4 separate regions of the Homo sapiens genome follow, and all the other regions are linked to region 2. A link is a loop called in an ENCODE intact Hi-C map of the cell type or tissue named here. Cell type or tissue: Calu3. All regions are shown on one strand.

What was found. Peaks named below come from ENCODE experiments on the same cell type or tissue, not always from the same donor. Only the 100,000 strongest peaks of a DNase experiment are listed, where the experiment ranks them.
Region 1: it touches region 2 in a loop (4-fold over the local background); 7 of 110 quality-filtered maps call a loop at or near these places.
Region 3: a loop joins it to region 2, with 7 times the contacts of the local background. A loop is called at or near these places in 16 of 110 quality-filtered maps.
Region 4: it touches region 2 in a loop (6-fold over the local background); 18 of 110 quality-filtered maps call a loop at or near these places.

What each region holds. Positions count from the first base shown.
Region 1 is chr1:240,962,804-240,970,803 of GRCh38, reverse strand. The region is part of intron 4 of RGS7 (regulator of G protein signaling 7); the gene reads left to right. Among named protein-coding and RNA genes, the nearest start is that of MIR3123, 170 kb to the left of the region's middle. RefSeq lists an enhancer at 119-689. In Calu3, a CTCF peak has its summit at 3,520; a DNase peak (open chromatin) is centred at 5,153.
Region 2 is chr1:241,495,830-241,503,829 of GRCh38, reverse strand. FH (fumarate hydratase) reads left to right here. Exons shown (of 10, transcript NM_000143.4): 8 at 1,260-1,387; 9 at 3,240-3,393; 10 at 5,860-6,227. The coding sequence ends at 6,002. Among named protein-coding and RNA genes, the nearest start is that of FH, 20 kb to the left of the region's middle. In Calu3, no CTCF peak of the experiment used is centred here; a DNase peak (open chromatin) is centred at 3,729.
Region 3 is chr1:240,883,342-240,891,341 of GRCh38, reverse strand. The region is part of intron 6 of RGS7 (regulator of G protein signaling 7); the gene reads left to right. Among named protein-coding and RNA genes, the nearest start is that of MIR3123, 240 kb to the left of the region's middle. RefSeq lists an enhancer at 2,705-3,232. In Calu3, a CTCF peak has its summit at 3,133 (motif pointing left); a DNase peak (open chromatin) is centred at 3,131.
Region 4 is chr1:240,728,924-240,736,923 of GRCh38, reverse strand. No RefSeq gene overlaps it. Among named protein-coding and RNA genes, the nearest start is that of GREM2, 120 kb to the right of the region's middle. In Calu3, a CTCF peak has its summit at 4,449 (motif pointing left); DNase peaks (open chromatin) are centred at 4,423 and 6,773.

The DNA of each region.
Region 1 (8,000 bases), 530 kb after region 2:
CATGTTGGCCAGGCTGGTCTTGAACTCCTGATCTCGAGTAATCCACCTGCCATGGCCTCCCAAAGTGCTGGGATTACAGGTGTAAGCCACTCTGCCTGGCATATTTTACACATTTAACAACACCAAGAATCTCTCTTTTGGTGGCCTCTTGCCTCTTGGGAATGCTCTAGTGTACAGAAAGTGAGAAGTCTGCACATGTTGCTCTGTGATGTCTGCCATTCAAAGTGATCAGTGCCATCCAGTGCAGTCCCGTCACATCCAACCTGTTGGGACCAACTGTCTTATTTAACCTAGAAGCTAGCCACACTCTTTTCTTTTACTCCCCACCTTATTTGTTTTTGGTGTTGCGTTTGCATTTAAATACTGCATTCTGTAATGCAACGAGTGACTGTTGTTTCCATTGACTTGTATAATTATCCAATTGCTCTGCACAACAAAGTCCCCAAACCTAGAATGTACTGAAAGGTCTTCATGAAGGCCATACGTTGAAGTTTTCATTGCCAAAGTAGGGGGTATTTCCCCCAGGATGTCTGCCATTATTTCAGACCATCTTTCCCGTTGATAAAGGCTTTTTCAGGTTTGAGTTTCTGGCTGCCTTCACTTCCCACCTCTATCACTATATTGCAGTTCCAGCAAAAAAGAACTATCACACATGAGCATTAATCAATTGGGTCTCCCCAGGTACCATGCTGGATGTTGTCCTTTCATTTAGTTCTTGTAAGTAGGAAGGGGGCAAGAAAGCTCACATTTACTGAGCATCAACTATGTGCTGAACATCATGTTGAGAACTTGATATATATTATTCTGAACTCCAAGAGAAAAGAAAGAAAATTTGAAGAAATATTTAAAAATGTAAGTCTCAGATCATGAAGCGAATAGGAGAGATAACCAGTATTCAAACCCAGATACATTTGATTTAAAAGCATGAACACTGCTCCAGGCGAGGGATGTCACCTTCACTTCACAGATGAAGCCCCTGAGACTCCCAGCAGAACCGAGGAGCAGAGCTGGGATTCATACCTGGTGTGTCGGCATCATGCCAACACAGTACGTTTGTTAGAGACCAGCAGGTGATCTGTCTGTCCTAATTCCATTTTTGGTTTTTGCTGGACAGCACATGCATCTATAAATGCCAGTCCCAGAGTTTTGTGACCTCTCTCATTTTTATCTGATTGGTTTTTTAAATATATATTGTTTATTAGAGTTGTCAGCTATTAAGGAAAATACAAAAGGCAGCTGGAAATCTAATTAGAATTTCTGTCTTTTATCTTGTAGAACTTGAACAAACATAATGAGGCCAGGGTTCAATGGACATTTGGAGATGTGTTTAATTACACACAGGAACATCTCCTATTACAGCAGAGCTTGATATTTCTACACTGTCCACTAGAAAAAACAAAAATGAACATGGCTACACAGACCAAATGGACGATGCACAATTGTCCTGTGGCATTGTCTGATTCTTCCAGTAGCTGGCTGGCCTCTTTGCTTTCTTCTTCTTTTTAGAGCCTCACTTTCCTTTCTGCATATATGTGTTCCTTTTATAAGCCGACTTGAATTTCCTTTGGCAAAGAAATAAGACATAAGCAACTTTCCTTAAAAAGGAAGAAGGGAAGAAGAATAGACGAAAAGAAAAGAAAAGAAAAGTAAAAAGCACTGGATAAAGCTAATAAGGCCTAGAGCAGAAGATATCATCTAAGGATGTGCCTATTCATCAGGGTAGCCACTCAGAAAATGACAGAGAAATGTACGATTATATCTGTTACCCAGAAGCGGCCATAGATAGTTGTGTAAGAGCTGTCTGAAAAGTCAGGTCCCTTTATCTTTTATTAAAGATAATGCGGTATTTCTTATTTCCCAGATGAGGAATGAGTTAGGTTTTCCCCCTCCTGTATTTCAGTTGAGAACAATGCTGCTTATTCTATTTCTATGTCATATTTCATGAAACATTTTCTTTTATCACAGCTAATAATGATAGGAGATGCTAACTACAGCAGTACAAAAAGTGTGATAAGGGCACTGATAGATGTTTTATAGCCTAAATATGATCCTAGGAACATATCCATCTCTTCATTGTCATTTGTCTCAAACCACACAAGACAGGTTCCTGCTGTACAGTAAAAGGTCACCCTTTTAAAAATAATGAGTCTAAAAACCTCAATTGTAACATCTGATACGATTTTCAAATTTTGAAAATTCCCCTTTAAGTGAGGGAGGCTGCAAGTCTAATGAGACTAAAATGCTTTTTTTTTTTAATTTTGCAGTTATATTAAATTCAAGTGATTGGGGCCTCTTGAATTATCCAGAATTCCTGCTTCCTGCCGTGCTCACTAATACCTGGGCTTTGAGGCCCATTACAGTACATTATACGCACCATGTTGAATTCTGATTATCTCCATTTCACAGGAGGCACATGCTCAGATTGTGATTTGTGTTATTTTCGGGTAATAACTGCTGTTTTGATTTAAACCAAATTTTGGAAGGGATCTGCCAGGCATCAGTAGCATTTTGCTTCTACTGAATGCCCGTAGGAAGAGGGAGTGTCTGGTTTTCAAAGGCCTGAGGCTTACTCATTTGTTTTAGCAAACATGACATTCACCTCTTCCTCTGCTGGGGTTCATCCATGAACACGGGTATGTGTGGATAGTCATGGGCTTCCTGTGTGAGAAGTGATGGGTGCACCCCATCTTTATTCTTACTTTTGGCAGCACCATCAGTGAACCCTTGGCCCTCACGAACTGATCTGCCAAGTCTTCCTGGGATATTGGATATTGGTTGTTTGGATATTGGATGTTTGGATATGGATATTGGTTGGTAGATGTTTCAGCAGCCCCTGCCTAGGGACAGGAGTCAAATGTCACATGTAGTTACTTATAATGTATACATTTTTCTTAAAACATTTTGGATTCTTTAAAAGCAATAACTCTAATTTGCTTTTTGTAATTTCGAATTTGGGAAACATGAAAAAAATAAAAAGAAGAAAATAAAAAGCACTCACGAAAAGCTCCCTGAGATAGCCATAGCTAAAATTCTAGCACATCTGTCTGTCCAGTCTTCTTTGAAGGCCTGAGCCCACTCTGGCTTTATCATTGGAACGAGCCCCACTCAGTGTCTTTCCTACTCCCCATATGTGGTCATTTTCTCGGGCCTCTCGTGAACCAGTATCTCATGTCTCTTTGCCCTCAGCGGCCTGTGAAGCCCATACTCTTGCTACAGCCTTTTCCCCCCCCCCCCCACTTCTTGGCACAATCACTTTGACCCTAGCCAAGGGCACTGCTTGTGCCCGGGGTATTACGCAGCCTGTACCACTTCACAGACTTCCTCCGTGATCTCTCAGACTCTAACTTTTCACAAGGTTTTGTTGAGCTCCAGGGATAGAAGAAGAAAAACACAGCACACAGGGTAACTACGACCCTTTCCCAGCCCAGATCTATCCTTGTGTCTTTTAGAAGCTACTTCTCTGAGGCTCTTCTCATGTCTCAGGACAGTGGCCAATATCACTAAAATCTTGTAGGTATATTTAGGCCCAGAGTCTGGGCTCAAGTGACTCCTAGTGGAAGAAAAAGAGTAAACAGTTTCTTCATTTTACTCTTAGCCACGCTTTCTAAAGTCTCATATCCGACTGTCAGATTGACCTCAAGAACAATTTAAGATTGACCACTTCCAAGGATATCTTGACATGACAAACACCACCCCTGTTGACAGGGGCATGGGCTGTCCCACACTGACACATCATGGTCTGACTTAGGACATTTCCCGAAGTCTGAGCCACATATTCACTAGAATATGAGCTTTATAAGTAGAAGGACTTTGTTCTTTGTGTTGTCCCTAACCCCTACATAGTGTTTCACACATGTTGGGTAACCAGTAAACATTGTTGAATTGAATGCACTTAACAGAGAATATTAACATTAAAAAAATAGATTGTTTTATCTTGCATATTTTACTTAACAATATAGGAGACATTTCCACGTTCATAGTTTAAGCTGTAACTGGAGGTTTACCTTAAAGTGAAAAACCCTAGGTTCCCTTGACCCTTCATGACATAGAAAATGTTTAGTTACAAATAGAAAATGAAACTTCCCAAAGCTATTATCCATAGGTTTCGATTAATCAATTTTTTCTCTAAGTAAAAGCAAGGAGAGCGGTTGCCCAACTACAGGAAAATGTTCTACAGGTTCTGAATCAGCCTAAACAGGCTGCTTTTATTCCATAGAAAATGAGTTTTATGAGCAAATAGTAGCTCCTCTTAGAAACAAACCATTATTTGTGGACTGAAATGGTGTGGCGTTCTGGAAAACTCAAGCAAAGGAACAGCAAGGCCATAACAAGAATTCGTACAAATCATAAAGAGAAAACCCAAGCAGAGGAACAGCAAGGCCATAGCAAGAATTCATACAAATCATAAAGAGACAAATTCTTCTGCTGGAAATTTATCTCTAAACCTAAAATAATGTCATATTAACTGAAACAACTGCTTTCGGTTATACTTTGATTTTTTTTTCCTAAGTTTTTCAAAAATTTAAGCCATTGTAAAGTGTCATGACATCCTGCAAATAATCTTTTTTTAATCACAATTCAAGGTCGGATCATTTACTTCCAGCTTAGAAAAATAGCATATCCAGACTTTTTTTTTATATAGTTTAGGGAGAATGAGTAGGTTAGTGTTTCTAGAATGACAGGTTCATGCCTGTGAAAAGTAAGAGATAAGACAAAGATGGTAGGTGGTTGCATCACATAAATCCCAGAATTGCTCCACTGAGATATTTCTGCTCAGTCGGGTATACGACGAAGAGCTATTAAGCACAGAGAGCACCTCCTCCCTCTACAATAGGTAAATTTCCACTGCCTTGCCTTTTCGTGAACATTGGCTGCATTTTATTAATGCTTTCCAGCTCCCATCTGGGGCCTCACATTTGATGAATGTGCCCGATTTACTAACAGATGTCCAAGAGCAGCCTAATAAATTTGTGGTCACTGACGTGGTACTGTAAACGGAAACAAATTATTAAAAGAATTTTTATCCAGTTTCTTGTCTGTCCAGCTTAGAGCCAACAGGAGCCAAGATTTCTGTCACTGGGAATCATGTCATCACACCCCTGCTGTCCCACCCAGCCCTTTACAAGAGAAACGGGAGCAAACAGTGGAGTGTGAAGTGTCTGGCAGCTGACGGCCCCTCCACACTGCTGCCGGGAAGGAAGGGCTGATGGCAGCCACTTGTGAGCCTCGTTCACTCTCCACCTGTGTCTCCTGCAGATTTTGTCAAATATTCGTCTGCTTTACGTGAGCACTTGCTGTAAGGAAATACTGGGGACATGTCTTAAGGAACTACTACTAAAAGTCAAATAATGTTGTGTGGTTGGGGACACTTCTGTACCTGGAAGGTGAGGCATTTTACCAAATAATCGATTTCAAGCATGCAAAGTCAGAGAAAAAGATGCAAGCAAACTGGCAGGGAGGTGCAAAATTTCAAAGTAAAGAGTGGGACAGAAACATAGGTATTACTTAGACTCTATCATACAAATTATGTGAAAATTCTCCAGCATCATAAAGGGGCTTCTGTGGAATTATATTCTGCAATTAATGAGGACAGTAGAGGCCTAGGAGAGAGTTGATTGAGAGGCAGTGACATCATTAAACAGTTAAGAAGCAAACATATGAGAATAAGAAAATAGGGCCATAAACATTTTCTTGAGAGAAGCAAAGGTAAAGAGTACAGTTCAATGCAATAATCTTTTCAACTTGAAGTTGAAACATTAACTTGTTTGAAGTTGAAACATCTAATTAGTCACCATCAACGTATCTGATAAAGTTCCACAAAGAAGGAAGAGCCCTGAGTTTAAACCACACATGACACTTACCCAAGAGAACAGAACAGAACAAGTGTCCGAAAGGAAAATGTATGTAATATAAATGGAGTGTCGGGAAAGACAAAGGGATGTTCTTTTCATGACCTCTTTAAAAAATAGATTTGATGTCTCTTCATCTCTGATGTCAAAATGTTTTGCCTTAAGTTCGAATAAAATACACTTTTGGTTGGTCACAAGGTAAAAAATCTCTGCAATATGATAGGGTGATAAAATAGTAACCAAATAAATCAGGTTTGCAGGTAGGACTGTGATGCGTTTAATAAATTGTTAATGCACACACAAAATGTCCCCATCCTTGCACTGGAGGTACAGTGATGATTAATAAACACATCACTGCCCCTCTTACAGGCAAGAGTGACATTAAAGAAATCATTACACCAACAGCAAAAACGATCAGACACTACAACTCACAAATGCTCTCAACTTCCTCCAGTCTTGGTTTCCCAGTGCATCCACCAAGAGAGTTTCTGATCCTGGATCAATCTTGTTGTATTCCCGTGTCTATCTGAAATTCTGCACGTCGCTGTTGAAAAGTCACTCAATCCTATAAATTATTGCTACCAAGATGTCATGGTTCCCAACCTCAATCAGGCCTTCCTGACTTCCTGGCAATCCTTTCTGTAATCGGATCGATCTCCTATTTAGTGGGATGATTATTCAAAGCTTTCTCCACTTCCTCTACTGGCATGCTACATTCTCAGTCATTCTCAATATCAGACCATAATCTTTCAGGGTAAATAGAAAGCAAGGAGGAAATGTCTCTAATGTTTTAACTCGCTCTGCTTTACAAATACACTTTGACTCTGTGTGCACCCATTCTTGCTTCTCTTGCTGTCTGTGTTGAGCTTCCCTGTGCTTCTTACCCCATCCTCTCTCACCACCTCAGTGTTGTTTCATCCCTTTTTATTTTTATTTTCATTTTGAGACAGGGTCTCACTCTATAACCTAGGCTGAAGTACAGTGGCACAATCACAGCTCACTGCAGCCCCAAACTCCTGGCTTCAAGTGATCCACCCGCTTCGGCCTCCCAAAGTGCTGGGATTACAGGCGTGGGCCACCATGCCCAACATTTCATTCTTATATTTCACTTTTATATCTTAACCAGCCATATCTGTATAGGCTTACTCACCACAGTTCTCTCCCATCATAATACACTCTTACATTGATTCATGGTCCACGCTAGCTATTCTCCTATGTCTCTCCTATTTTCACAAACTCAGCTGCATTTACTGTCTCTTAATTCCTCTCTCTCAAGTTTATTTCTCAGTTCACTGGAATCTGGTGTGTATCCCCCACTTATACACTGAAACCTTATTTGCTGTGATCACTGATATTTTTCTTGTTGCAAAATTCAATGATTACTTCTCAGTCCTCAATTTGGCCTCACTGCAGCATTTTTCACTCCTTTTTAGCTTCCATTACTCTCTTCTTTGTTGTGCCATAACTTCATCACCCTCCATCTTAGTACCTTTCACAGATTTCTCTATTTGCCTCTTAACTTTCAGGGTTTTGGAGACCCAGGCATGAGATTTCTTATTTCTTGGCTCTTCACAGTTTATGCACTTCCTTATTTTGCCCATTGTTGGTATGATAACCACTACAAATATACCTCTGGACTCTCTTCTGAGCTCCTGGCCAACTGTCTTGTCTGCTATAGATCTCTACTTGGACGTTTCATGGGCATCTCATAGACTGAACAAATCTAAATGGACGAAATTCTTCTATCCCCAAATCTGTGCAGACTTTGCCTCCTAAATATCAGATCTGTCCACCTCTCTCTACTCCCACTATCTCACTCCTCATTCCAACCATCAACACATCTCACTAGGAACTGCCACTGTTTTCTACCTCATATTCCTTTTCCTCTTTTCCCACACCAGTCAATTCATTTCACTGCATCTATAATGATCTTTCCAAAACTCAGATCTAATCATGTCTCTTCTGAAGTTCAATAACTAATAGATCCCCCCATTTTCCTCAGGATAATGTTCAAACAAGCGTTTTAGCTTATATTTAAAACCCTTTTTGATATAGCCATATTTATATCATTGCATCTGCTCAGATCACTTTTCAACCCATGCTGTGTCTTCAAGCCACCCAACTGATAGTGGTTTCTCAAATGACATTATA
Region 2 (8,000 bases):
CGAATCCCACATTAGAAAATGTAGAGCAGGCTGTTAAAGTGATCAGCGCGGGTTGAATAAAAAGAAGTCATACCAAACTTCACTTATTTCATTTTTTGCATTCCGTTATATGCCTGTTAGATATAGCAAGTGACACAACAGTGTATGTCTGGATTTCAGCAAGTCATTTGATAGATTCGCATGATAGTCATTGATTCCAGTGGAGAAGCGTGGGCAGTGCTGGCAGATGAATGTAGCTGGGTGAACAGTGACATTTCAGAAGTGACTAATGAAGTGACTTCAGTCTAGAAGAATATATTGGTAACAAGCTGAAGGGCTCTGCCCTTCAACACTTTACTGGTGACTGAGGGTGAAGGAAGAGAATACATGCTAATCATATTAACAGTTAACAAAGTTGGGATAGCAATACTATGGATGACAGAACTGAGATCCATAAAGGCCACTGTAGCTTGGGCTAAAACTGACAATGTAACTTTTAATAGTGAGAAAGGCCTGACTCTAGATTTTTATGGAAATTATGGATCTGTAGAATAAGAAGAGATGAAATTTTGTTTTAAAGTACTTCATGTTGAAGAATGACATAAAGGTTTAGTTGATTGCAAATCCAGGGTGATTGCCAAAAGAAAGAGAACTGGGGGAGTCACAGATAAAGGCAATAATCCACCCAATAATCTTTCCAGTGTGTTAACTTGTACTGGTCAGAGGAATCTGGGTTGTTTGATTCAAACTTGGAGCTTGTCCAAGGAGTGTGAGCAGGGTAGTGGGGTTCCAGAGACTCGTGATAAATAGGAAAATTTTAGCTTAGCATCACCTTCCCCTAGGAAGCCTCCCATGTGTTAGTGAAGGGTCGCTTTTATAAGTGTTCTGATAGCAGCATACACTACTCTGTATTTACCCCTTATAATTGCCAGCTCTTTCTCCCTAGCCTCCAAGTTCTGCGAGGGCAGGGCCTGCATCTTTCTTATTCAGTGTTGTATATTGAGTGCCTGGCTCCATAAATATGTATAGAATGAATGAAAATCATGAAGGTGGAGAACTATATTTAATGTGTAGTTGTGGCTACTCGTTAGCCTTTGAATGATTCATTTTGTGGCTACCCATCCCACCTTCCTTGGTTGGTTTGTTTCATTAAATTACACTGATGGTTGGGCCTTGCTTTATTGTATATCTTACTCTATTTAGTGAAATTAGATTTCTTTATTCTCCTGATTATTTGCATAAATTTAGTCTTTACTCTGTCATTGGTGGTTTTCTTGAAGGCAAGGTGAACCCTACTCAGTGTGAAGCAATGACCATGGTTGCAGCCCAAGTCATGGGGAACCATGTTGCTGTCACTGTCGGAGGCAGCAATGGACATTTTGAGTTGAATGTTTTCAAGCCAATGATGGTAAGCTTTAAATCTGATTTTTAATGTTTTTTGACCAAAGGCTTATTATCTTGGTTTTGTATTTCATAAAGACTTCTAGTGATTCCACATTGGGTAGTTGGGTGACATAAGTAGCAGTTGGAAGTCAAGCATTTATTAAGTTACCAGAATAATCCTAGATAATAGAAATTAGTTGACTTTTAACCTAAGCAATTTGATGTTTTTTTTAATAGCCCGTTTAAGAAAAATAAAATGCCTCCCTACAAGCCTGTCTCCTTCTCATGCTGCTGCTTTCTTCTTCAAATTCAGTCTTCTTGGAAGGATAGCACATACTCACTTTCATTTATGCTGTAGTCACCACAGCCCAGCATGGCCCCCTCCACGCTTGAATTATTCTCCCATTCATTGGTGACTACCTCAGTCCAGCTGGCATTGCGCAGTTAGTTCTTCCCTTACTAATAGTTGATGTTGACTGTCCCTCCTTGAAACATTCTTCATCCCTGCTTTCTTGAACATTTTTTCACCAGTTCTTCTTCTGCCCCCTGTCAGACTTCGTTTCATTGTCTGGCTTTACCTTTCCACATACTTGAAAACATTGTGTCCACCCAAACCGTTCTTTTTCTTTCGTCTTTACGAAGATCGATAGATGCATCGCGCCATTTCTCATCAGTTTCCTCAGCTGCAGATAGTGGAGCTGTTGCCATAATTTAGAGTCCTTCATTTGGACAAAGTGTTATAGCTAAAGTAGAGTAGGGGCTTACTTTCTCTTGGAATCTCTTCTAAATTCTAATTTTAATTTTATAAGAATATGCAAATGACAAATATGGAGTATATTTAATATATTCACTAAATATTTATTGAGTACCATTTTCTATCAGGCACTGTACTGGATGCATAATAGAGATAGAGCAATGAAAAGACAGATTTCTTGCTCTCATGGAATGTATATCCTAGTGGTAAATAAAAACACAGGCCAGAGCAGAACTCAGACTGTTAAAATTTTGCTCTCAGGTCAGATTCCAAACAGTTAACACGAGATACCCAGCATTTATAGGTGCATAACAATAAATGCCTTGTTAATCTTTTTAAAATTTTATTTTTAATGTAAAATAAAGATAATCAATATTTGCCTTATTACAAGGTCATTAGTAGCAAATTAAAACTTAGATTATATGTCTTAGAGTCCATTGTTGGAAGTCTAGTTTTCAGACCGGAGTTTTAGACCAGAGGATATTAGGATTTGGATATATCTTAATAAATATTGGAAATGTTGCCAACAAAGCCAAAACAAACTAATTGATTTTATACTGTTTTTTAATATTATATGAAAAGTTATTTTACAGTGACTGGAGTATTCGTTAAAGCATAGAAAACCTAGAAATTTGGTGATCATTAGATTTTGCCCTGACTTTACTAATTGCCTCACACTCATACTGAACTTTCGAACCTCTGCATCTTTGCTCCTCTTCCTTCTGCGTGGAAGATTCTTTTTCCTTCTCTGGCCAAGTCCTCTCCATAAAATAGGATTTCACCAGTTCCGACAACTGGAGTTAATTTCTCTTTCTCTATGGTCTCTAACACTTCAGACCTCTGTTTTAAATACTTGCTATGGGCTATTTTGTGTTTTAGTCATTTGTATTTATGTCTTTTTCACCTTTTTTAGATTTCTGTGCCTTCAAATGTTCATGCTTTCTTTCACATTTGTTTCCTTGGTTATAGTGCCTTAAAATTTGTAGAAGATCTATATGTTTATTGAATTGTATATTTACTGTCAACCAGAAAATAATATGTTATTGGACAAAAAACATGTTGCCTTAGTAATGTCTCTCTCTCTCTCTCTCTCTCTCTCTCTCTCTCTCTCACTCACTCAAAGATTAAAAATGTGTTACACTCAGCCAGGCTGCTGGGGGATGCTTCAGTTTCCTTTACAGAAAACTGCGTGGTGGGAATCCAGGCCAATACAGAAAGGATCAACAAGCTGATGAATGAGTCTCTAATGTTGGTGACAGCTCTCAATCCTCATATAGGTAAGTGTTTAAGGAATAATAATATCATTTTGAATGCAAAATTAAAAAGCTAAACCATTTTTAAGAGACAAGTGGATCAGTGTTTGAGAACAGCAAATTTCTTTTGAATATGGTTTTAGTAAAATCTCAAAATATTTGAAATTGTGTGGAAAGGTACTATATAACTTGTATGGTGTCATAGTTCTTTCAAAACTAGATCTATTATGCCTCATTTTATTTGAAATGTATCGAGAAGTAGTAGTTCAAACTTATTTTGATTTTAATGGAATTCAGACGCCAAATATTCTATGCAGACCATTGGGGAAGGTTATTTGTAAGACCTTCAGTGGGTAATGTCACTAGGTGGCACTGCTGATTAGCAACATTGAATGAACTCATTTTTCTACCTTCCCTAGATCTCTACAATGCTTTAATTTTGTTGTTTTATTCAATTCAGAAATGGAAAGTTACAATTAAAAGAAAAAGTTTATGTATTCATTGCTTATAGTGAAAGGGAGGAAGGAAAATGCAAATATTTTGTCTAAAACCATGCTATTGTATTATAAGTCTTTTTTGGAACTGTAAATATTTCATTATGTAGAATCAAACATACAGATTTGGGTAGTAGACTGACCATAGAGATCTCCATTAAATAAACTGTTTACACTTTTGTAGATTTTGAGGCATTATGTTGCATTATATTATGATGTGTTAAAAGCCTTTTACCCATTCTTCCTTTCTGCTAAGCAGAGGTTAATATATTTTCTGCCTTTCTGTTATAGAACAAGTTATGATTCACTTATTTGGCATAATATGGCTACTGCTTCTTCTATAATCTTGAACTTTCAAGGCAAATTTTATATTCCTGGTTTCACATCAAGCTATAATTACAGTTTTTTAAAATTAGAGCTCATTTGACTCTTTTAGGTAGCTCTGAGCCCAGTATGATATCAGTTTTTTGGTGTGGCATTGAGATTGGTAATAATGTTTGATCCATTTAAAATTATGGTACATCAACTACATCTGGAAAAACACAAAGGGGAACCCAGAGGCTCGTGTGAGCAGTTTTCATCAGATCTTTACTTCAGAATGTGTTACCAAAACTTTAAATTAGAGGTGTCTCCTAAAGTTGAATGATTGGCAAATCTTTATTGGAATCAACTTATTGTGACATAAAAAGAATTGTTAGAGGCCATATGAGAATGAGATGGGTCAACACCACCTCACTAGTTGACTTGGTGTGAGCCTTACAACCCTCTGAATCATGGGTTCCCTATATTCTCATTATGTACCAGGCTGGTTGCCAATAGTGTCTTGTTGGACTTGACAGCTGAAATGCTTAGACTTTAAAGCCATTATTAAAATAAAAGTACTGGATATATATTGATCTCAAGAGTTTAACATGCAAATTCTTTCTCAAAGCATTTCTGCTTTAAGAAAGATGCCCTTTTCAGTAAATGGCATCAATAAATGCCCTTTCAGATCAATAAATGCCCTTTTCAACATATTTAGCATTCACAAATTCAGTTAAGTAATAAAAGTAACTATGCCCATGCTTTCTTTTATAGCTGATTAATAATTGCATATTGACACATGCCATCTTATTGATGATGTATACTGCCTCAGCAAGCTTCTTCCTTTTGGTCATATTTCTCTGATCTTGTTTTTTTTCTCCCGCATTGGTTTCATTTTCATTCCTGCTTTTTCTTCTTGACATATATATATATATATATATATATATATATATATATATATATATATATGTTAAGACAGCTTGCAGAACTGCCCTGCCCCCACTTTTATTAATTTGAAAAGCAAATAACTCTGAAGTAAACAGTATGCCTGTGATCTTTTGTGCAGTCTGTATTTCTGCCCAGACTCCCTATTTGTGTCCCTGTAATGTCTGGGAGGAGGCCAGGGTATAGAAGCCATTGCAGTGGAGAGCCACATAGAGAAGAGCCATTGGAAGCAGCTCTGGAGGCACCCCTCCCCAGGCCCTGCCTGCGCCTGCCTCACTGCGAGGACTTCTCCCCTCTCAGAGCCACTCACCACAGTTGCCAGACGTGCAGTGCTTTATTTTCTGCTGGACTGGAGCATTTAGCTTGTTAATGTTTCTTTAGAAAGATAATTGTTTCTAGTTAAACATGTTGTTTGAAAAATATACCCAGATGTATATTTTTATGTCGTGGTGCTATAATTTCTACTTTTTTCCCCTTCAAAATATCTAAGTTACTGGAAAATTTCAACTTAGGAACAAATCTGTTGGAGAAAGTGAGGTATGTTTAAGTGTTTATTTCTTAAGGAAAGTAAATGTTCTACATAAAAAATGATTATTGAGATAATCACTGTTAACTAATTTAAAAACAAAAAATGTCATTTAAGAGGCCCATATAGCATCAATATCAAGTAAACAATTATGTCACCTTTTGCTTTAGGAAACCAAATATCACTGCTAACCCATATGTCGTCTTTTTATTTTTTCTTCAGGGTATGACAAGGCAGCAAAGATTGCTAAGACAGCACACAAAAATGGATCAACCTTAAAGGAAACTGCTATCGAACTTGGCTATCTCACAGCAGAGCAGTTTGACGAATGGGTAAAACCTAAGGACATGCTGGGTCCAAAGTGATTTACATAAATTTATAATGAAAATAAACATGTATAAAATTTAAAAAAACAGACTCCCATTTCTTAAAAACGGATAAGTTTGAAAGGAAACTGCTATTGAACTTAAGCATCTCTAGCAGAGCAATTTGATCAGTATATAAAACCCTAGGATGTGCTAGGTCTAAGATGGATTAAACAAGTATAAAATAAAATACATTTATAAAATAAAAAGGAAAACAGACTTAAATTTTCTCCTATGTTAATTGACTTGTATTATAGTTGAATCTATGATATTTGTGCATGTTGTCTTTGTGACTTCATAAGTTACCAATTTCTAAAGGGTTTTAATTTTGGAGGTTATTGGTGGTTTAAAAAATTGCCCGATTATATCTTATTATCTCATTCCCAAACTATGTCCTTAGCCATCTTTTATTTTCCTTTGATTTGGAGACACAGTGACCAAGCCCTTTTGAGTGGGGATGTGTATATGTGTGTGTGTGTGTGCACGCACGTGTGTGTGTGTGATAGAATAGGTTAAGAAAATTGGGACATACATATCCTGTGTGTTAAACACACACCTATCCCTCCAACCTTGTTTCTGTTACCACAGAGGGACCAGATCAAGGCCAGGCATGGTGGGTCAGGGACACCGACTTTAGGAGACTGCGCTTTGGGAAACTGAGGCAGAAAGATCATTTGAGCCTAGGAGTTTGAGACCAGCCTGGGCAGCATAATGAGATCCCTATCTCTACAAAAAATAAAACAAAAATTAGGCAGGCTTGGTAGTGTGTGCCTGTAATCCCAGCTACTCAGGAAGCTAAGGTGGTAGGATTCCTTGAGCCCAGGAAGTTGAGGCTGCAGTGAGCCAAGATTGCACCCCTACACTCCAGCCTAGGTGACAGAGTGAGACCCTGTCTCAAAAGAAAAAAAACAACAAAAAGACTGGGTTAAGAATTACAGGACAAGGGTTAGAAAGATAAAGGGAGCAGGCAGGAAGATGGGAAGGAAAGGAAAGATGTCCTGAAAGTGAGTCTTGTTCATCATCTCAAGTGCTGAGATTCTTCAGCAGAAATTCATTTGAAACAACCTTAGGGGATTTTGAATTAGCAGTTATAGGGAGATGCAGAATAGGGTGACCCAAATCCAAAGCTAAGGAATGTATTTAAAATAGAGCCAACCTCTACTATGCAGGGAGTCGGAACAGGCATTTGTTCTATTTTTTCTTCTACCTCGTGTAATAAATAACAGGATCATAAGAGGAACTCTCATTAACTAAAACATCTCATCTGTAAGTATTACTCTATCAGGTACATTTTAAAAAATGGGATATTTACCCCCTAATATTCTTGGGAAATCAGTCACATTAACACCAACTCCTCTGTCGTAGTTTGAAGTAGTTGCTTTATATAGAATTTAAAAGCGTAATTTAAAAAGTTCTAGAAACATTGTGATGAAAGATGAAATTTATATTTTTCTAATTTCTTAAGCGTGAATGGTCACTATTAAAAGGCTGTTCAAACTTTAAAAACTGAACTATAGAGAACCTATAGGATCTACTTTTTAGCTCATGCAATACTGTTTCTGCCAGTGTTTTTCAGAGGGCGATGCGATGATGCTTGTGTAGCTTGCTTTAAAACAAAGCATGCTTTCCGTTGGCACATTCTGTTTGGTTTTTTTTAGAAAAAGATTTTTATTGGAAAATAAAATCAATTAGACTGCATAGCTATGCCTGGACCCCGACAACCAAACTGGCAACTGATCTGTAGTTGTGAAACAGTTTATCCACTATGATGCTGAATGTTTTGCCTTAGCAGGCATTCTCAGTCTAAATAGGCTGTCATTTGAGGGTCACGAGAGACACAGTGACTTATGTAATAAAGATTATGGCAGATCAAGTTCCTAGCCTCAGACAGTCTTTGCACAGCTGTCTGATGTATCCCAGCATATTATAGGGCATCATGGAATCCTTTGAGTTGGCAGTCATCTTTGTGTGATGTTAGTGAAGTGAAACCGCTTTATG
Region 3 (8,000 bases), 610 kb after region 2:
AATTATCATTACACTTCACTAAAGAACTGATAATCAGTTGCATTGCAGATATAGTTAATCTTACATTTGCATAATATGTTACAAGCTTTCAGAAAGCTTTTACATTGATAATTTCCTTCAATTTTCATAACCACCCCCCCAGTGATGCTGGAAAAAAATAATTAAATTACCTGTTTTTCAGGAATCTGGCTCAGAGAGGACAGATGACTTACTTGTTACTCAACTAAGAGCAGGTAGCAAATTTGATGAAGTTAAAGCCACTGTTTCTTAAGAGTCTTGCAAAGTTTTGTCTCACTATAATCCTTTCTTTCTGCATTGATCAGGTGATGTCACTATCCTTTCCTTGCACTCTCAAGAATATCGTAGGCCTCTTTTTTTCAGCAGGAGTATGCATTAGGTTGGTGCAAAATGAATGGCGGTTCTTGCCATTGGATATTAAACTGCTCTCCAAGCTACATTTTAGGATTTGTCCTTGATCAGAGATTGTACTAAATATTTCTCCAAATTAGAATGGCTCTTCCCAGACAACTGGGTTCAAATTCCAATGCAGCCATTTATTAGCTGTGCAACAAGAACAAATCCTGTAAACTCTCTGTGCCTCAGTTTCCTTTTCTGAAAAATAGAAGTAACAATAATACACCCACTGCACAGGGTTGTTTGGAGAAATAATTAATCTATAAAGCACAATCACAGTGCCTGGCACATGGCAAATGCTAGTGAAATGTTAACTATTATTATTATTGTTGCTGTTACTATTTTCATTATCATTCTCTTCAAGCATTATTTATTTTCATTATTTTTAACTTTAAGCAATACTTATTTTCATTATTCTCATTATTATCTTCAAGCTATTGTTAGTATTATCATAATCTTCTTCTAAAAAGGAGGCAAGGCTGGGTATGGTGGCTCACCCCTGTAATCCCAGCACTTTAGGAGGCCAAGGTGGGCGGATCACAAGGTCAAGAGATCGAGACCATTTGGGCCAACATAGTGAAACCCCATCTCTACTAAAAACACAAAAATTAGCTGGGTGTGGTGGCGCACGCCTGTAGGCCCAGCTACTCAGGAGGCTGAGGCAGGAGAATCACTTGAACCCAGAAGGCAGAGGTTGCAGTGAGCCGAGATTGCGCCACTGCCCTCCAGCCTGGTGACAGAGCGAGACTCCGTCTCAAAAAAAAAAGAAGGGCAGAAGCCCCAGAGATCAAGGAAGTATGTCCACCAGGAAACGGAGATTGTTTCATTTGACACAAGCTCCGTTTTGCAGGACTGAGTACGGGAGGGCAGAGTGTGGGGAGGGAAGTCTCTGCAAACCAGTGACTGTTTTGGCAAATAGGAGGAGTGAAGAAACAAAAGGTGGAAACTCTGAGAGATAATTGTACACGGGTCAGACAAATCCCTGTAAAATCAGCTTTTTGTACCTTCTTGGTAGCATCCGCGAACCACCATCAGCCTCTAGTGTGCGCATGCGATGGAGGAGGGGACACTACAAGAACAGGGCCAGGGCTCTTTTCAGATCACCGTCATCTCAGGGATGTTCTGTGCTGGTATTTCAAAATCACCATGCGTCATATCAGACTGATCTCTAGTTAGATAAGTAACAGAACCAAGTGGGCTGATTTGGAACAACAACAAAAAACTAATGTATTTCACCGATCAAGATAACACCAATGCTGTGTTGTTTTCCTATTGTATCATTACCACGATTATTATTGTTATTTAAAAGTCTGCTACCTGCTCTTGCTTTTACCATCCAGTCGCCTCCTAGAAGCGGAGAAATAATTACGTGTAAATCCCATCATATCACTGCTCTCACAGCTCCCAGGAGTTTCCATTGCGATAGCGAACCTGAGCCCCTAGCCAGGGCTCCGTAGGCTCCCGGCTCAGCCCTGACATAACCTCTCCCTTCCCTCCAGCTCTAGCCACCCTGCTGCTGGTGTCCCATTCCTGGACTTTTTCTGAAACGTTCCCTGCTTATTTTCTGCTCAGGGCAGTCCCCCTTGCTGTACCGATGGTGCTCTCTGCCTCTAGATATTCCTGGAGTTGATTCCCTCTTACAATTTAGATTTCAATTCAAAAGTTACCTCTCGCCAGGTGCAGTGGCTCACGTCTGTAATCCCAGCACTTTGGGAGGCCAAGGCGGGCAGATCACCTGAGGTCAGGAGTTCAAGACCAGCCTGGCCGACGTGGTGAAACCCCATCTCTACCAAAAATACAAAAATTACCCGGGCGTGGTGGCGGGCGCCTGTAGTCCCAGCTGCTTGGGACGCTGAGGCAAGGAGAATCGCTTGAACCCGGGAGGTGGAGGTTGCAGTGAGCCGCGATCGCACCACTGCACTACAGCCTGGGCAATAGAGTGGGACTCCGTCTCAAAAACAAAACAAAAACAAATGTTACCTCTTTCTTCATTGAGGCCTTTGACCGTCATAAAATCCGAAGTAGCTCTGCCCTTTGCACCCGCTGCTTCCCTCTCTCTGCCTCCGCGTTCCCTAACCTCCAGCTGTCACACACAGCCTAGTGGTTAACTGAGTCGATTCCGGTCTAATGCCTGGCTTTGACTGTCGCCTCCACCAAGAAAGTAGTACTCAGTCTCGTCCTCTCATCCAGCCTAAATTGCCTCATCAGCAAAATGGGAAAGTTGATAGCACCTCTTCTCAACGCGCGGCTGTGCAGTTTAAACAAGATAATGTATGTGAAATTCTTGAATAGTTCTTGGCTCATGGAAAGCATTCAATAAATTTTGGACATTGTTATTACTTTATTCACATTATTCTACATTGTCACACCACAGACCAGTACAAAGTAAGCCCTCTGAGAGCAATGATAGCCAACTGCGTTCATCGCCGGGTCTCCAGGCCTTAGGAAAAGCCGGGCACAAGGTGAAACAAATGAATACATCCAGTATCCACACACACCTGTCTCACTTTTCCTCCATTTTCTCCCCTTAAACGCAGAATTTCTGCTTTTCTCCAGCAACTGAAGATACTTAAGTTCAGCACCTCATGCAATTAGCCCACATAAGACCCCTTTACTGTTTTAGGATTCTTGAAATTCTTTGTAAAGCTGCCATCTTCTAGTTTTACCAGGTGAGACTGAAAGCGTACCTGGTGCAATGGCGCCCTCTGCAGGTAGACAGAAGAATTAACGTGGTCCCAGCTCCAGGAACTGCGTTCTTGAGGGACATCACCTGTGCGGGTGCAACTGCAGTGCTGTCTTTTCTGCCCTGTCCAAGACATTTTTTGCTTAGTATTTCTCTATAATGTAACCTCATTGAGGATAGAAGCTTTGTCTATACTCCCAATCCCATCACCAATATAGTAGGCACCCAGTGCATGTTTGTTGAATAAATATGTGAATAGAAAAAGAGTAGTTTTCAATCTTTTGTATCCCCAAGTGGCCCAGCAACATGGGGAAGCTACTGATAGAAAATAGTGATCAGCTGATTAATTGTATGCAACGTTTGGGTAGCAAGATAAGTGATAACACAAATAAAAGGAATGAGGGAACAGAAAGAATTAATAATTAAATAGAAAATTAAAAATATAGTTTAATGACACTGAGGTATCCATTAAACACTTAATAAAACTAGTTACATGTTTTAAATTGAAATATATTTTGAGATAATTTAAAAAAATATTTAAAAATCATTGGCAGTATATTCAAGATGCAACAGACACATGTAATTAATCGATATTGTTTACAAATCTTGGCAGTGCAAATTCATTGCAGTTCTACAAGGAAGAGACACTTGTCAAATGAGACACTAAGATAACTCTAGGTCCAACCCTGTGGTATCTCACTTAAAAAAGAACTCTATATAAAACTATATACTCTCACGCCTGTAATCCCAGGACTTTGGGAGGCCGAGGCGGGCAGATCACGAAGTCAGGAGATTGAGACCATCCTGGCTAACACGGTGAAACCCCATCTCTACTAAAAATACAAAAAATGAGCCGGGCGTGGTGGCAGGGGCCTGCAGTCCCAGCTACTCGGGAGGCTGAGGCAGGAGAATGGCGTGAACCCAGGAGGCAGAGCTTGCAGTGAGCCAAGATCGCGCCACTGCACTCCGGCCTGGGCAAAAGAGCAAGACTCCATCTCAAAAAAAAAAAAAAAAAAAACCTATATACTCAAAATGATCTTCAAAAGGATATTTCATTTATAAAAGAACTTGCTATAATTTTCTTTTGAGTAGAAACTTATGCAGTGACCTGAAAGTACAATATATCTAGTAATTCCATACATTACTTTCCGTCTGTAGTTAACACAGAACTCTCCAACACATCATCTCCAAGAATTCTTACCTCAGTCCTATGGAATAGACACACCAAGTATCTTTATTCTCATTACACAGGTGAGCAAATCAGGATGGTCTAGAGACTCATCCAATATCATAGTTAACAGGAAGGCCAGAACCCAAGGTCTTCAAACTCATGGGCCATTGTTCCTTCTATTATACCACATGGCATGTTCTAGAATATCTGTGAATGTGTCTTTCCATATTAGTGATCAGAGGATCAGACAATTAAGCAAATGATCACTATTTTCTTCCCCATGTTGCTGGGCCTTTTGGGGAGAAAAAGATTGAAAATTGCCCTTTTTCTATTCTAGGCATAGTCTGACTCTAATGTCCTGAGTAATTTAGCAGCAGTTTGGGACTCTCAGTCTCGTATTGGTTAGATCATCCTTTATTTTTAACACTCTGCTTATGTCTCTCTCTTTTTATTTGAGAAAGAAGAAAAAGAAAGAGAAAGGGAGAGAGCGGTGAGGAGTGGGAATGGGAAGGAATCAAGTGGAAACAGGTTCAGATATTCAATGAAATATGTGTTTGAAGATCATTTGGGGTTTACATTTTTATAGACAGTTATTTTATTAAGCAAGATGCCACAGGGTTGGATACAGTTATTTTAGTGTCTCATTTACCAAAATATTCAACGAATAATTCAACCATGATTCTTTTAGTCCAGATTCAATGAGCACAGATTTGAATGACAGAACTTTCCTTTGAAAGTCACACGGCTCCTCTGGGCTTATCCATTGGGTGTCATGTTCCACTGGATGGATTATTGTGGTACTTTAAAAAGGTGCAAACTCTCAGAACCTGTCACTTTGGTTGATATGTTTAAATAAGAGACAGAGAAATTAAGAACCCTTGACCTAGTATTATGGGAGATTTACATGAAAGTATTACATGAACATTTACATGGAAATATTTTAACCATTTTGCTTGGAACAGTGGCTCAGAATTATAATTATCATAACAGTTAAAGTATGGTATTTCTTACTTTATTACATTTTTTAAAATAGATATTGCATTGGTTTAAAAATAATACGATAAGCAAAAGAGCAAATAATGTTACCTATGAAAGAATGAAGTTAGGAGGTATAGAATATGAGAGTTTTGTATGTGTTATTGTTACAGAAAACGTCCTGTTTTAAAACTTTTATCTTAGGTTTGGGAGTATGTGCGCAGGTTTGTTATACAGATAAACTCGTGTCACAGGGGTTTGGTGTACAGATTATTTCATTACCCAGGTATTAAGCCTGGTACCCAATACTTAATGTTTTTCTGCTCCTCTTCCTCCTCCCACCCTCCACTCTCAAGTAGATCCCAGTGTCTGTTGCTCCCCTCTTCGTGTCCATGAGTTCTCATCATTTAGCTCCCACTTATAAGTGAGAACATGTGGCATTTGGTTTTCTGTTCCTGCATGAGTTTACTAAGGATAATGGCCTCCAGCTCCATCCATGTTCCCTCAAAAGACATGATCTCATTCTTTCTCATGGCTGCATCGTATCCCATGATGTAGCTGCACCACATTTTCTTTATCCAATCTGTCCTTGATGTGTATTTAGGCTGATTCCATGTCTTTGCTATTGTGAATAGTGCTACAGTGAACATTGGCATGTGTCTTTATGGGAGAATGATTTCTGTTCCTCTCAGTATAGTCCCAGTAATGGGATTGCTGGGTCCAATGGTAGTTCTGTTTTTAGCTCTTTGAGAAGTTGCCATACTGCTTTCCACAATGGTTGAACAATTTACACTCCCACCAAGAGTGTGCAAGTGTTCTCTTTTCTCTGCAACCTCGCCAGCATCTGTTGTTTTTTGACTTTTTAGTAATAGCCATTCTGAATGGTGTGAGATGGTATGTCATTGTGGTTTTGATTTGCATTTCTCTAATGATCAGTGACATTGAACCTTTTTATCATGTGATTGTTGGCCACATACATGTCTTGTTTGGAAAAGTGTCTGTTCATGTCCTTTGCCCACTTTTAATGCAGTTGTTTGTTTTGCTCTTGTAAATTTAAGTTCCTTATAGATGCTGGATAGTAGACCTTTGTCAGATGCATAGTTTGCAAATATTTTCTCCTATTCTATAGGTTGTCTCTTTACTCTGTTGGTAATTTCTTCTGCTGTGCAGAAGCTCTTAAGTTTAATTAGATACTATTTGTCAATTTTCGCTTTTGTTGCAGTTGCTTTTGGTGTCTTTGTCATAAAATCTTTGCCCGTTCCTGTGTCCAGGATGGTATTGCCTAGGTCATCTTCCAGAGTTTATAGTTTTGGGTTTGACATTTAAGTATTTAATCCATCTTAAGTTGAATTTTGTATATGGTGTAAAGAAGGGATCTAGCTTCAATCTTCTGCATATGGCTAGCCAGTTATCCCGCACCATTTATTGAATAGGGAATCTTTTCCCCATTGCTTGTTTTTGTCAGCTTTGTGGAAGATCAAATGGTTGCAGGAATGTTCCCTCATTTCTGGGCTCTCTATTCTGTTCCATTGCTCTATGTGCCTGTTTTTGTACCAATACCATGCTGTTTTGGTTACTGTAGCCCTGCAGTATACAAAAACATTCATCAGTGTTCTCCAGCAGAGGGAATAAGACACAAACACATGTGTGATTCTTCTTATCCAGAGTAGCAATGTTTTATAAAGTTACCTTGAACGCTGAATTAGGGGATACTGAATCATTGATCCTGGGGGAAATACAGGATAAGTTTCCTGCAAGCCCCTGGTCACATTTTTTTGTCAATGGATCAACCCACAATCTTCATGCATATGTGTTTCTGTTTAAAGACATCTTATTTAATGTATATTTTTAATTCATACTGAGCTCACAGGCAACAGCACTATAACTCATGCCTGAATGAAGCTTATCTAACACGTTAATTTTTCCGTAAGGCACGCCACAGCCTTCCCTGATTGAGAAACACTAGACAGCACTTCAATACTACTCTTGGGGCCTTTTTTTTTTTTTTTTTTTTTTTTTTTGAGATGGAGTTTTTGCTCTTGTCGCCCAGGCTGGAGTGCAATGGCGTGATCTCAGCTCACTACAACCTCTGCCTCCCAGGTTCGAGCGATTCTCCTGCCTCAGCCTCCCGAGTAGCTGGGATTATAGACGTGTGCCACCACGCCTGGCTAATTTTTGTATTTTTAGTAGAGACGGGGTTTCACCATGTTGGCCAGGCTGGTCTTGAACTCCTGACCTCAGGTGATCCACCCGCCTCAGCCTCCCAAAGTGCTGGGATTATAGGCATGAGCCACCATGCCCAGGGGCCATTTTAAATAGCAAGATTGTCAACCAAAAGCATAAATGCAAAAAATGTGGCACCACATGTCCCACAAAAAGGATGTTTGTTTACAGTATGAGAGCTGGAACAGGAGGCCGAGCATTGTCTTGGTTGACATCAGCTGGTCATGTGACTGTTAGGTGACTTGAGAATTTGCCACTCTGTGAATGGCCATGAATAACCGTGAAAGCTCCATGAGTTATTGATTTGAGGGCTACAAACAAATTTTAGTAAGTAGGCAATTTCCAGGCAGGGAATCAGCAAATAATGAGGATTTAATGTGAGGTTTAAAGGAGATGAAGAAAGTACATTTGGGAAGAAGAGAGTATCCGTCACACCTTAAGGAACTACAAGTTGCCAAAACGCATGAACGTGAGAAAAGCAGCCACACCTTTCAGATTTGTTATAGTGACATTGTTTTTTGTTTTTTTAAAAAA
Region 4 (8,000 bases), 770 kb after region 2:
ATTGAGACAGTCTCACTCTGTCACCCAGGCTAGAGTGCAGTAGCTAATCTCAGCTCACTGCAACCTCTGCCTCCCGGGTTCAAGTGATTCTCCTGCCTTAGCCTCCTGAGTAACTGGGATTACAGGCCCAGCTAGTTTTTGTATTTTGAGTAGACATGGGGTTTCGTCATGTTGGCCAGGCTGGTCTCGAACTCCTTTGGCCTCCCAAAGTGCTGGGATTACAGGCGCAAGCCACCATGCTGGGCCAATTGTGTTATATTTAAACATATATCCTAAAGTCTTAAACAAATAACTCAGAACATTAGTCTGAATTCTTCAGTTGCAAGCAAAGAAACCCATTCTAGTTAACTCGCAAAAAAAGAATTTGGGAAGCCTGTCGGGACTCACACACCTGAGGGGAAACTAGACCATCAGGTTGGATCTGAATCCACCAGGCAGCCTCGACAGCAGGAGCGCAGGCCCTGCACCTTGGCTGTAAGGCAATGAGAGAGAGCTCCAACCATGTGCCCACTCTCCAGCCCTCTGCACCATGATCCTGGCAGAATGTTTCCAACAACCTGAGTGGAAGTCACAAGTCTGTCAGGTGGTAATTTGGGAGCTAATGAGAGAAAGCCCTTATTTGGGGTGCTGGGCTTTAATTAGTGTTTTTGGAAATAAAGAGGTAGATCTGCTAGAATGAGTAGCCCAAATGAGGTCCCGGTCCCAGTCAAGACTCCTCCAAGTCTTTTTTTCTTTTCTTTTTTTTAGAAGGAGTCTCACTCTGCAGCCCAGGCTGGAGTGCTGTGGTTTGATCTCTGCATACTGCAGCCTCTGCCTCCTAGGCTCAGGTGATTCTCCTGCCTCAGCCTCTTGAGTAGCTGGGACTACAGGCACCCGCTACCATGCCTGGCTAATTTTCGTATTTTTAGTAGAGACAGGGTTTTGCCATGTTGGCCAGGCTGGTCTCGAACTCATTACTTCAAGTGATCTGCCCACCTTGGCCTCCCGAAGTGCTGGGATTACAGGTGTGAGCCACTGCGCCCGGCCATCCAACTCCTATTGTATCTGGATATGTTGACCAGCGAAGGCTGCCCAGAAGCAGTGAATATAATATTTCTTGTCTGGGCTGCCTTCACTGCTTCTGGGCCACCTCTTCAGGTGAACATAGCCACATAAATATAGATGGGAGGTTTCAAAAAATACCTAATCTGATTATACGAGGTTCCTAAAATAAACCTCTTCATGGCTTCTAGCTGTGTTCTGGGTAAAAATCCAAGACTCTTATTTGGTTCTTCACAATCTCTGCAGTCAGAATGTTTACGGCTCAAATCCTGGCCCCACCATTAGCATTTCACTTCCTGTGTCTCAGTTTCACTTTTTAAAAAATGAGCATAATGGTTGCTGTGTGATTAAAAGAGTGAATACAAATAATACAGAACAGTGCCTGGCCCAGAGTCAGGGTTTTGTAGGTATTATTTTTCATCTTGTTAACGTTTTTACCTTTACAATTATCTAATGAAAAAAGCATCCAGTTTAGTCTTGGTAATAGGATTGCAGGCACCTGAAGTCCCACTGTGATTGACTGCATGTATTATGGGTGAGGTAATTTCCAAAAAAGAGACTAGGTTACTGTTAAGAAGAAAAAGTAAATGCCAGATGGTGTATTATTAGTCAGGCCCCTCCAGGGAAAACAAAAAACCAGAACCAATAGGAATGTGCATCTATAAAGAAATTTATTTTAAAGAATTTGTTCCCATGACTTCTACACTGCTGGTGGGAATGTAAACTAGTACCACTATGGAAAACAGCATGGAGATTCCTTAAAGAACTAAAAGTAGAACTACCATTGGATCCAGCAATCCCACTACTGGGTATCTACCCAGAGGAAAATAAGTCATTATATGAAAAAGTATACTTGCACATGCATGTTTATAGCAGCACAATTTGCAACTGCAAAATAATGGAACCAACCCAAATGCCCATCAATCAATGCGTGGATAAAGAAACTGTGGTATGTATACACGGTGGAATACTACTCAGCCATAAAAAGGAATTAATTAATGGCATTTGCAGCAACCTAGTTGAGACTGGAGATTATGATTCCAAGTGAAGTAACTCGGGAATGGAAAACCAAACATCATATGTTCTCACTCATAAGTGGGAGCTAAGCTATGAGGATGCAAAGGCATAAGAATGACACAGTGGGCTTTGGGAACTCAGGAGGAAATGGTGGGAAGGGGGTGAGAGATAAAAGACTACAAATTGGGTGCAGTGTATACTGCTCAGGTGATGGGTACACCAAAATCTCATAAATCACCACTAAAGAACTTATGTAACCAAACACCACCTGTTCCCCAATAACCTTTGGAAATAAAAAATTAAAGAAATAATTTAAAAAAAAGAATTTGTTCACATGATTACAGAGGCTGACAAGTCCTAAGATCTGCAGGGTGAGTCAGCCAGCTGGAGACCAGAAAAACCAATAGTATAGTTCCAGTCTGAGTCTGAACACTTGAGAATCAGAAAAGCTGATGATAAAATTCCAGCTCAAAGACTCAAGACTCCAGGAAGAATGGATGTTTTCAGTTTCATTCCCAAGCCACAAGAAGAAAGTTGATGTCCCAGTTCAATAGCCGTCAGGCAGGAAGAATTCCCTCTCACTCAGGGGATGACCAGCAATTCTGTTCTACTCAGACCTTCAACTGACTGGATGAGGTCCTCTCGCATCAGGGAGAGCAATCTGCTTCACTGAGTCTGCCAATTTAAATGTTAATCTCATCCAAAACATCCTCACAGACACATCCAGAATGACGTTTTACCTGGGCATCTCCTGGCCCAGTCAGTTGACACATAAAATGAACCAATTCAGATGGCAAACAAATAGTAACAATGTTCTACATGCAGTAATTTGATTAATTTGGTAGAATATTGCAATTTATTTAAATTGCTCAAATTCATAGGGCGTCAGCATTGAAGTGCCATCGTTTAAGCAAATGGGAAACTGAAGATACCATCCTCTTAATAAGGCTAGTCTCCGTGTTACTGGTGGAGGGGGTCCATATTTAAATGATTTTCTGAACTAGGTACTGAAGTCGCTAAGCATAGGCAATTATGTAAGTAATACTTTGAGACCCGATTCTTGAACCAGATTAAGAATTCCAAATTTACATCCCTACTGCCCAGCTTCAGAGTCCCCGTGCAATTAAAGGAAAAGAGACCTTTTATTCCAAGAGCCTTGATGTCTAAGACACAAAGTTAGGTGACTTTTTTTTTTTTTTTTTGAGATGGAGTCTGACTGTTGCCCAGGCAGGAGTGCAGTGGCGCGATCTAGGCCCATTGCAACCTCCACCTCCTGGGTTCAAGCGATCCTACTGCCTCAGCCTCCCGAGTAGCTGGGATTACAGGCACCCGCCCCCATGCCTGGTTAATTTTTGTATTTTTTCTTTTTTTTTTTTAGTAGAGACAGGTTTTCACCATGTTGGCCAGGCTGGTCTCAAACTCCTGACCTCAAGTGATCTGCCTGCCTTGGCCTCCCAAAGTTTGCTGGGATTACAGCAAAGTTAGGTGACTTTTTAAAAAATCTTAGTAAGTGTTTTCTTTTAGATGTAGCCTCGGATCGTCACTCTTATTGGACCACTCTCTAAGCCTGGTTTCTCTTGTCATCACTTGATTTCCTCAGGACTTAACAGTTGTCTTTATTCCTCAATATAATCTGAATCCACAGAGAAGTGTGTACCCACAGTTCCATCACATGGGTGCAAAGACCGCACAATCTATCCTTCAAATGTTCTCTCTGAATATTTAAGGTGACGGGTATCTCAACTACTCTGACTTGATCATTACACATTATGTGGATGTATTAAAATATCACATGTAGCCCCAAAATATATACATATATTATGTATCAATAAAAAATACAATTTAAAAATGTATCTTTGAACAAAACAAATTATATTGGTATGAATCACAGACTCCCAGACAAAGTTGATCCACATGTTAGCACATTCTAAACCAGTGGTAATGTGACCCTGGTGAACCATTGCCAAAGTCACTGAAAGCTTCTTACAAAGAAGAGAGAAAGCAAGAAAGGTGGTTCACACCTGTAGTCCCAGCACTATGGGAGGTAGAGGTAGGGGGAATGCTTGAGCCCAGCCTGAGCAACATAGTGAGACCCCATCTCTACAAAAAAATACAACAATTAACCAGGCATGGTGGCATGTGCCTATAGTGCCAGCTACTTGGGAGGCTGAGGTGGGAGGATCACCTAAGCTCAAGGAGGTCGAGGCTGCAGTGAGCTGTGATTGCATCGCTGCACTCTAGCCTGGGCAGCAGAGTGAGACCCTGTCTCAAAAAAGAAAAAAAAGAAAAAAGAAAAAAAAAGTGGTTTTCAAGTCCTAAGGGTGAGGATGTAACACATTCCTAACTATTTAACAAGTCTGACATCTAGTGGTCAACCGGTGTATCTAAGGTAGCTAGAGGAGACAGATCGACCCTTATTCAAGTTAATTGTGATGGAAGTATTGTGTAGATATTGGAAGTGTACTTCTGACTGTCGGAGTCAGTGAGACTGGGTTAAAAAGGGAAGAATGGAAATTATTATGCAAGCCACTCCGATGTTTGTTACACCTAAGATAAAGTAATTGAAGTAGACCAAGAGCCGGGAGTTCCGAGTAATCACTTCACAAAGGAAAGGGAGACAGAGAAAAAAGAATGAGGCAGGGCGTAGTGGCTCACGCCTGTAATCCCAGCACTTTGGGAGGCTGAGGTGGGCGGATCACTAGGTCAAGAGATCGAAAAAAAAAAAAAAATTAGCTGGGCATGGTGGCGTGCACTTGTAGTCCCAGCTACTCGGGAGGCTGAGGTAGGAGAATCACTTGAACCCGGGAGGCAGACGTTTCAGTGATCCAAGATCGTGCCACACTGCACTCCAGCCTGGCAACAGAGCGAGACTCCATCTCAAAAAAAAAATAAAATAAAAAATATAAATAAATAAAAAGAATGAGCCTGAGGCAGTGCATATTTGCATGTTTCTTAATAATAATCACAATAATAGCTATTTGACATGATACTATATGATGAGTCTTACACTAAATGTTTCATACATTGCTGTCTTTCCAGAAACTGAAAAGTATTATAATTCCCACGTCATCAATGATGAAACTGAGGAGCAAGGTGACTTGCTGAGTTGCCCAAATTCTTACAAACAAGACTTAGTAGAGCTAAATCACTATCTTAGATCCATTTGTTTGTTTGTTTTAATGTGAGTCAGGGTCTTACTCTGTTACCCAGGCTGGAGGGCAGTGGTACAATCAAAGCTCACTGCAGTCTCGACTTCCTGGGCTCAAGTGATATTTCCACCTCAGTCTTCCATGTAGCTGGGGCCACAGGGGCACACCACCGTGCCTAGCTAATATTTTGTAGAGACAGGGTTTCGCCATGTTGCCCAGGCTGGCCTTGAACTCCTGGGCTCAAGCAATCCCCCTGCCTTGGCCTCCCAAAGTGCTAGGATTACAGGTGTAAGCCACAGTGCCCGGCCGATCCTAGATCTTTTACATTCCAACTAGGCCACCACGCCATATTGTCTCTGTTATTCAACAGGCAGAGGAAGAGAGCAAAAGCAATTTATCCTCTCTGAATTGACAAATTATTATGGCATCATATTCATCCATACATTGAAGACAAGTTTTTAAAAGCATCATACAGAGTTCTTGAGTGTTTCTGCTATTCAATTGGTGTGTGTGTGTGAATCATATTGGATTCTCTTTGATCCTGTTTCATGTTTGCTTTCGTTTTTCCTTTAGAATGTTGTAATTTCCATCTGGAGACTATATTAGACCAGAAAGGGCAATCAAAGAGATTTTTACTCCCTCCATATCCCCATTTTCTGGACAGAGAACAAATTCCCAATAGACGTGGATAGCTTGAAGCACCGCCAAACTTTCACTCTTGCAGAAGCCTTTCAACCAAGGACAGTGTTTTAGGTGTCTTTCCAACCTAAACCCCGCCTTCAGAAATTCAGTGACCTGCTCAAAGATTTTTAAATTTAGAGATTAGAGGGCCCAGGCAATAACCGTTCCTGGACTTTACATTGCTTTGTAGGCTAAGTTTTGTGTCACTCTAAATATCTTAGGACATTATTCAGTTTGTACCTCATAATTTCTGGAAGAACTCCTCTGAATCCTCCAGATGACAAGGCACTTACCCAGAGCTCCCAGATCCCCTGTCTGTGTCAGACACCCCTACTATAATCGAGCTAGAATAAGGGTTCTAGGGGCAACGTGATCCAAAAACACACCAAGCAAGTGACCTAGAAAATGTTCCAGCTGGGCACAGTGGCTCACGCCCGTAATCCCAACACTTTGGTAGGCCGAGGCAGGTGGATCATGAGGTCAGGAGTTCGAGACCAGCCTGACCAGCATGGTGAAACCCTGTCTCTACTAAAAACACAAAAATTAGCCAGGCGTGGTGACATGCACCTGTAATTTCCAGCTACTCGGGAGGCTGAGGCAGGAGAATCACTTGAACCTGGGAGGCAGAGGTTGCAGTCAGCCGAGACCGCGTAACCACACTCCAGCCTGGGCGACAGAATGAGACTTTGTCTCAAAAAAAAAAAAAAAAAAAAAAAAGAAAGAAAATATTCCTATGCATGAAAACAAGGAAGAAAGTGGATGGTGATGTACATGAATGAGGTGCTGGGGGGCAGGTGGGTACACAGAAATTCATAAAGCTGGCATGCTCTCACTGCTTACAACAGTCATTGGCCATTAAACAATGGACCGCTTGTCCTTAAAAGAACTGTCGAGCAGGAAATGGGCAGGCCCGGGATCAGATTTCCTCTCTTGTCTAAAGCCTGGATGTTGCTTCACTCAAGAGCTGGATTCTTGGTTCCAGGGGGCCACCTGACTCTCAGGGTGGTACATTGTAGACAAAGCTGAAATCTATGTGCTAAAAGAGCTGGGTAACCGGATATGCTAAGTTTGGAAGCCCAGGCATGTGGTCAACAAGCAGTGTCGGCCAAGTTTAATACCAATAGGAAGCGGCTTCTTTTTTTTTTTTTTTGAGACGGAGTCTCGCCGTGTCGCCCAGGCTCGAGTGCAGTGGCGCGATCTCAGCTCACCGCAAGCTCCGCCTCCCGGGGTCACGCCATCCTCCTGCCTCAGCCTCCCGAGTAGCTGGGACTACAGGCGCCCGCCACCGCGCCCGGCTAACTTTTTGTATTTTTAGTAGAGACGGGGTTTCACCGTGTTAGCCAGGATGGTCTCGAACTCCTGACCTCGATCCGCCCGTCTCAGCCTCCCAAAGTGCTGAGATTACAGGCGTGAGCCGCCGTGCCCGGCCGGAAGGGGCTTCTTAATCCACCACATGCTGAGAATTGATTGCTGGCCCAGTAGTGTCAGAACACACCCAGGGCTTTCAGCTGCAGTCGGGCCTCTGCACCCAAGTCTTGATGGCATCGTAATTAGGTCACCTGCGGCCTAACCTGGGGGACGATGACTCCGCCAGCCTGCCAGGGATGGTTTCAACAGCAGGACTGCATGGCAACAACAGCCACAGCAGTGAAAGCACTGACATTGCTCCAATAAGATGGGCAACGCCCAGGGCTGACCCTTTAAAAATACCCATGTAAGTAGATGCAGGTTTCATTTTATGCCTAAAGTGGGTGAACGGGATTATAGTTAGAATCCTGCAAGGTGTCTGTTAAAAAATCAATTACTTTGATATATCACCTCTCTGAACTTTTTTTTTTTTTGACACAGAGTTTCGCTTTTGTTGTCCAGGCTGGAGTTAAATGGTGTGATCTGAGCTCACCGCAACCTCTGCCTCCTGGATTCAAGCTATTCTCCTGCCTCAGCCTCCTGAGTAGCTGGGATTACAGGCATGTGCCACCGTGCCCGGCTAATTTTGTATTTTTAGTAGAGATGCGGTTTCTCCATGTTGATCAGGCTGGTCTGGAACACCTGACCTCGTGATCTGCCCGCTTCGGCCTCCCAAAGTGCTGCGATTACAGGCGTGAGCCACTG